2 separate regions of the Homo sapiens genome follow, and region 2 is linked to region 1. The links are chromatin contacts, found by Hi-C or POLR2A ChIA-PET in ENCODE. All regions are on one chromosome and are shown on one strand. The core of a region is the stretch at or near the end of the contact, and the rest is flanking DNA. Distances in the headings are between cores, read along the strand shown.

Region 1 (3,312 bases), core at 437-2,936:
AGTGCTGTTCTAGCTTACAGGTCCACCAACGGAGGACCTAGATGGTTAGTTGTGATTTCTGAGGGGAGTGGTGGTGGTCATTATTGTCATTTTCCAGATGATGGGTAATCAATGTAGACAAAGGCTCTCCCTGGCAAAGTGACAAGAGTATAAGGAATCAGGAGGTGTTAATTAGCCTTTCGTGGCTCAGCTTCTTCATCTGTGAAACTGAGGTGATTCTTACAGTGTAGTGTGCAACAGAATCATCTGCAGAACTAAAAACAAAAAGAGCAGCTACTTGAGCTTCATAAATACCAAGTTAGAATAACTGCAGGTGAATTTCAAAAGAGCTCCATAGGCATGTCCACCCCACTGGTTAAGGACCACTGAACCATATTTTTCTCCAGGTTCCCTTTCACCTTTGAAATGCTATTGTTCCTCATAAATTTGTATATAATGTTTGTGGAAGATTAAATAGGCACAGTACATATTAAAATTTGTGAGACTTTTAACTTTTTTTAAATAGAAATTTATCCCAAAGAAATTAGGTAATGCACACAAACATGTGTAGTCCAGAATAATTATTCTTGATTATGAAAGCAAACCATTGAGACAACACCAACAATTAACAATAAGATCTTATTTATGAGATAAATTGTGGTATATCCCTAAAACAAGTTACAATTAGTCAATGAAAATTTAATTTTAAGAGACTAATTAATGATATGGAAAATGTTCATAATATATTTGTAAAATAAAAGCAAATTAAAAAATATATGCAAGTGTGGTTGTATATGGTTATAAGTGTGTGAAAATTTATGCTGAATGAAAGATGCTAGACACAAAAGAGTATACATGGTGTGACTCCACTTATGTAAAACTCTAAAAATGACAAATCCAATCTATAGTGGAAAAAAGAACAGTGGTTGCCTGAAACAAAGTAGACATTAGAACTGGACACAAGGCAACTTTTCGAAGTGATGGGAATGCTTTTTATTTTGGTCCTGATGGTGGTTACATGGGCATATAATTTGAAAACTTAAAGTGGGTACATTGTATGGTCTGAAAATTATTCTTCAATTAAAAATATATTTTCTTTCAACTATGTAAAAATGAATATCTAGAAAATTTTTTTGTATAAATACCTAAATTCTAAGCTGCTAAAACAAGTAAACTACTGAAACAAAATGAGGTGAACACTATTCCTTCCATTTTTTACAACTATATGTGCCTGTGCTTTTAAAAAAATACTGGACATATGTAAATATAAATACAAATGGTGGTTATTATGTTTGATGGTGGAATTAGAATTTTTATTATACTTTTCTATGGCTTTTTTTCAAAATTTCTAAAATGAACATGTTATAATTTTTACTAGAAGAAAATAATCATTTTTAAATGTCTGTTTAGAAGATGTTAAGCTGAACACAAAAGCACTGGAAGAACAGATGAACCAAGAGTTTCATTGTTAAGTTATTCTTATCTCTAATAAAATGTGACCTTTATTAAAAAGAAAAAAAAAAACCAGCAGCAGCAATAACAACGTGGGCGAAAAGTGACCGGGTGGGAATGTGCACTGGAGTTATTGAGGGAGCCAAATACACATTCAAAGCTCGTGGGCATGTGGGAATGTCTGTTTCCTTTCATTGAGATGGGCGGAATCTTGGCCAGTTGTAGCAGAATCTCTGGCCTATTTTTGTTCAAGAACTAAGGCCTGTTGCCTTCCCCAGCTGGCGCCCCCCTGTTGTCAGCCCACTGTACTCCAACGTTTCCTGGGTCTGTACAGAGCACAGGTCTGTACATCTCATAGCACAGGTCTGTAAATCCTACACCACAGCCAACTGTTCACAGTGCCCTGGGCAATGGGGAAAAAAAGAAAAGAAAAGAAACACCAGCACTAACCAAGGGACATGCCAGAGATAAAGGAAATGACACAGGCAGTTGCTCTGGAATAAATAAGCAGAGGGGAAAAATGTGGCTGGGAACCTCAACAAGGATGCAGGAGAGGAAGTAAACAAGCAAACAAAGCTCAAGGCTGAGATGTCCTGGAACAAAAGCCCAGCACCTAGGGGAGGATAAAAATCTCACCAGGACCACAGGAAATAGAGAACTTCCTTGGTAGAATCAACTTGACAAATATCCTACAGAGCCATCGATTGTGAAGTCCTGGTCAGCTCTCTGGGTCTGTTCGCTCCTGAAGAATGGGGTGGCTTAAATCCAGGTGGCTGCTTAACAGGATAAACTCAGAAGTGTCCAGACCTAGATGCCAAGTCTAGCACTCCCAGTTGTGATGTAGGGGGTACAATTCTCATAGAATACAAAGAAAGGTGTCCCCCTGGGGTGGCATACATGCTAAGGGTCACTTCCTAAACCTCATCCATAAAATGAGGTTAATCATACCTGCCTCAGATTCTGTAGTACAGGTCAATGACATGATTATGGATTACCCAGTTTCTCCGGGGCCCACTAACTTCTCGTCTAATTGAGATTGCAGTAATAGTTTTGTTGTCTTTTTCCCCTTCCTGTTAGGCTTTGTTAGGAGAATACTCAAGTCTGCTTACACTTAAATTTTTGGAGATTTTTCTAATGACTTAACGCTTTAGAATTTTATTTACTCTTCCCTCCTTTCCTAGAATCCAGACACGGCCTCATCAGATAAGACTAGAAACAGCTCCAGGTCAAAGACAACTCCTCTGTAGTTAGAATTATCACTTCCCTTCAGCCCCGATACTTGATTATCAGATCAAAACTCTGGTGTCCGACTCATCTTTCCTTAGAAGGAGTTCTTGGCTAAGAAACTTCTCAGCCTCTCATGTAAATGGGTTTCTGTTGGACACAAATTTTGGCTATAGGTGCAAGTTTGTTGAACAGTGCCTGCCTATTTCATACTAAGCTCTCAGGAAAAGGAAAAGTAGATCTCACTGTCCACTTGGAAATGATGGTCATGTGAATGAAAGACCAGGGTGAATGCTCTCTTCCCACAGACCAATCATCTTTTCAGATGTTTGAACCTACAAGGATCCTGAGAGATTTTAAGGGATGAGGGACTAAAAGAAAAGGATGCATTTTGTTTTTGTTTAGGTTTTTTTTTCAACACTTAGTTAATAGTCAAATAGGGGCTCTCAGATTTCTTAGCATATTTCAACTATTTCCACCCAGAACTAGCCTCTAGTTAAAATACGTTATTAAGCACTGATTTTATGGGAAGAGAATACTTAGAAAGTTTAAATTATTTTTAAATTATGGTTCTTAACAAACCCAGTAAGGAGGCATGCACTTAAACCTATTGGGAGGTAATATAGGTAAAAATCTAACATTTTATTGCTCCCCAAT
Region 2 (3,540 bases), core at 228-2,727, 100 kb after region 1:
TTAGGGTAAACATTTCATTCAGTTCTTTTCTTGGGGAGGAGGCATCAGTGGGAGCATATTCCTTTCAATTTTGTATAGGTAATCATCACAGGAATAATTTATGTGCTGCATAATATACAGTTTAATCAAAAATATGTATTCTGTAGATACTTTCTTTAAGACAGGTCCTATGTTACATGTGAATCATTAGCCTAAGTGGCTAGTTGTTATTTACTTTTAGCTCAGACCACAAGAAAAAAATCTACATCTTTCTATTTTGAAAACACATGTTTAATCAAGACCATCACCTAAACTATGATTTTTTAAAACTAAAGGTGAGATTACATTCAAACAAATTTGTAAACATTTTATGTAAGTATGCACTCAGCTTTAACGTTTACCATCTTCTGAGCAGCCACCTAGATCTCTCAGCATACAGGTGATGAAATTTTGTGTAATGGATAGACGTACACACACACACACACACACACACACACACACACACACACACATTCAGGTTTCTGCTTCCAAACCTTTTTTCTCTACTTCTAATACTCTACATTCTTCTTGGTTACATCTATGGCATTTCGTTGTTGACATACAATTGCTACGATTTCCCTCAATGCATTCATTCATTCTTCACCCAACTCTGCTTCCAGGAGGTGGCATGGCTGGACCAGGTACTCAGGTTAATACTAAATAAATGTTCTGCTGATCCTCGCAGACTTAATTTTTATCATCATTTGCCACAGTTCTGAGAAGGCTAGCCAAGAACTTGGCCTGATGTGTAAATGTGCAATCTCAACGATTTACAACATCAAATAATAAACCTCAATCTTTTCACTGGGAAATCAGTGTCTCCTACCCTTGTCTGCATGGTAGCTATGTGAACGTGCAATTGCAAAGACATTTGGGGGAAAAAAAATCATGGAAACATTTGCATCCCTTCAGTCAGAGCCATTTCTGCAGTTCTTACTGGAACATTCCTAAGGGTGAGCTTGCTGAATTTTGACAACAAGAAAATGTCAGCCAGAGAATGATATTTAACTCATTTGCACTGTAGTTTGCAGTGCACAAGGTGCCAATTAAAAAGCCAGAGGAGAGGCAGAAGAGCCTGTCTCTCAGCTTGGCTGGAGTAAGATATGATATTAATTATTAAAGGGACTCAAAATTAACAACAGCTAAGACAGAAGAAGTGCTACTTTCAAGTACAACAGGAGCTGAAATGCTGCACTGAGAATTGAGTTAAGCTGAAATGGTTTCTAGCTGCAACAAAAGGGAGTTAGAAAGCTGTCAAGAAATGTTCCCCAGCAGGGTTATTAAATGCCTAAATGATTACTGATGGAGGTTGTGAAATCTTGTTTTCTGGAGGTTTAAGAAACAAAAAGAATAGCCAAGTATTTTATAAGGCATTTACTGTGTGTGACAGTCCTGCATTAGACACTGTGATTCAGCCATGAACTAGAAGGCAAAGTTCTGGCCAACAGAAAGCTCACATTCCAGGACTGCAGTCTTTCCTTAGTCACAGAGGCGTCCATGTCCTCAGTCTGCCCACTATGCACCTATTAACTCATCAGATCTGCATCTCTAGATTCATCTCCTCTATGCCAGGTATTATACCAGTCAACACTTTATGTATTTCATCCTCATGACAACTCCACATGGTAAGAATTATTTTATTCATTTTACCAATTAAAAACTGAAACTAAATTAGATATGCAATTTAATTAAGATTACAAAGCCATGTGGGGTAGATTTGAGATTAGGTTTTTTAATTGCAAGACTAATACACTGTTTTTCCATCTCACCCTGCTACCTCTATTCTGTCTCCTCACCACTGGGGCTACCCAAGGCTTGGACATGCTATGTGTTATTCCCTCCTGCATCTATCATCTCATAAGGCAGGAGTATTTTTAGCAATGCTTCTTGGTATCATGAATGTTTAACTGGAGCCCAGATAGTGCCCAGATCTTTGTGCTTTCACCATTTAGTGATTCTAGTGGGAGGAAGTTCAACGGAGGTAAGCTGGTATGAAAGAGATCTGAAGGTGGCAGAACCTGTCACATCTCTCAAATTACATAGCATAGGGTGGGGTGGGGCGGGGGTAACTTCTGTGACTGTGGCCTAGCTCTGTATTATTGGAAGTGGTGAGAGAGAGATTAATTTAGGCCCTCTCCAAAAGACAAAGAAAAATATCCAAAAGTACATTTGTAAAATGGTTACTTGGAACTCAGAATGAGTATTTACAAAGAAGTTAAGCTAGTGGGATGATATCAATAAAAATGGCAGAGTGAAAAACTGGGTACCATAGCACATACCTGTAGTCCCAGCTACTCAGGAGCACAAGCAGTTCAAAGCCAGCCTGGGCAACGTAAGGAGACTCTGTCTCCAAAAAAAGAAGGAAGGAAGGAAGGAAGGAAGGAAGGAAGGAAGGAAGGAAGGAAGGAAGGAAGGAAGGGAGGGAAGGAGGGAAGGGAGGGAAGGAGGGAAGGAGGGAAGGAGGGAGGGAAGGAGGGAGGGAGGGAGGGAAAGAAGGAGGGAAAGGCCGAGTGAGGTCCTCTGAAACTTTTCTCCTCCATAAAAGCAATGGAAAAACATGACAAAAATTCTAAGAATCTACACTGGAAATTAACAAAAGGCTTTCTGCAAGCCAGAGAGATTTCATTGAAAAAATAGAGCAGAATACTAATAAGAACAGCATGCTTTGTGGCATTTAAACTCAACATATTTCCACCTTTCCCTCTCAGCTCCATGGGAGCTTAAAAGCCAACATCCTACAATCATGATGAAAACCGGCAGCCTGGCAGTCAGTGGAGAGGGCAGAATGAGGTTGGAGCACCTTCAAAGCCTCATTCGTGAGAATTTTCATTATGCGACCTGCTGGTGGATTCTGGAATACCAATTATTTAGCTGGACTCAGACATCTGCTGTACAACATTGTGTTTATGGTTAACAATGTATATTGTACACTTAAAAATTTGTTAAGAGAGTAGATCTCATGTTATGTGTTTTTTACCACAACAAAAAAGCACTCAGATTAGAAAGGAAGAAGCAAAGCTATCTGTATTTGCCATAATCTTATTTGTAGAAAATCTTAATGAATCCACAAAAAAATTAGGAAAGCTGGTAATCAAGTTCAGCAAAGTTGCAGGATACAGGGATTTCTGTACAATAGCAATGATCATTCTGAAAATGAAATATCAAGAAAATCTACTTACAGTAGCATCGAAAATAATAAATGCATCAAAAGAAGTAGAAGAGTGATTAAACTATGAATGATTAAAGACTACTTAAATAAATGTAAGTGTATCTCCTGCTCATAGATTAGAAGATAATATTGTTAAGATGACAATAGTCCCCAAATCAATGTACAGATTCAAATTCAATGTAATATTTATTAAAATCCCAGATGACTTCTTTGCAGAAATTTACAAGCTGACTCTAAAGTTCATATGAAAGTGCAAGTGACATAAGATAGCCAAAAATCTTGAAAAAGAACAAAGTTGGATAGCCCACACTTCCCAATTTCAAAACTGGCTACAAAACAATAATAATCAAGAC

What was found. A loop is a pair of places that touch in the nucleus more often than their neighbours do. ChIA-PET counts read pairs that join two places held with the same protein, here RNA polymerase II (POLR2A). Pooled maps may share reads with other maps.
Region 2: a loop to region 1 is called in a map of heart left ventricle, with 2.1 times the contacts of the local background. The contact joins two enhancer-like sites. A Hi-C loop is called at or near these places in 10 of 168 maps with a recorded cell type or tissue (Calu3, aorta, cardiac septum and 3 more) and 6 of 50 pooled maps. POLR2A ChIA-PET finds 5 or more read pairs at or near these places in 1 of 52 experiments (OCI-LY7).

The regions. Positions count from the first base shown.
Region 1 is chr11:103,799,290-103,802,601 of GRCh38, reverse strand. No RefSeq gene overlaps it. Among named protein-coding and RNA genes, the nearest start is that of MIR4693, 49 kb to the left of the region's middle. Within about 2 kb of position 1,686, at least 5 of the 41 ENCODE cell types and tissues checked have a DNase peak (open chromatin) inside an H3K27ac peak, as active enhancers do.
Region 2 is chr11:103,698,633-103,702,172 of GRCh38, reverse strand. No RefSeq gene overlaps it. Among named protein-coding and RNA genes, the nearest start is that of MIR4693, 150 kb to the left of the region's middle. Within about 2 kb of position 1,477, at least 4 of the 41 ENCODE cell types and tissues checked have a DNase peak (open chromatin) inside an H3K27ac peak, as active enhancers do.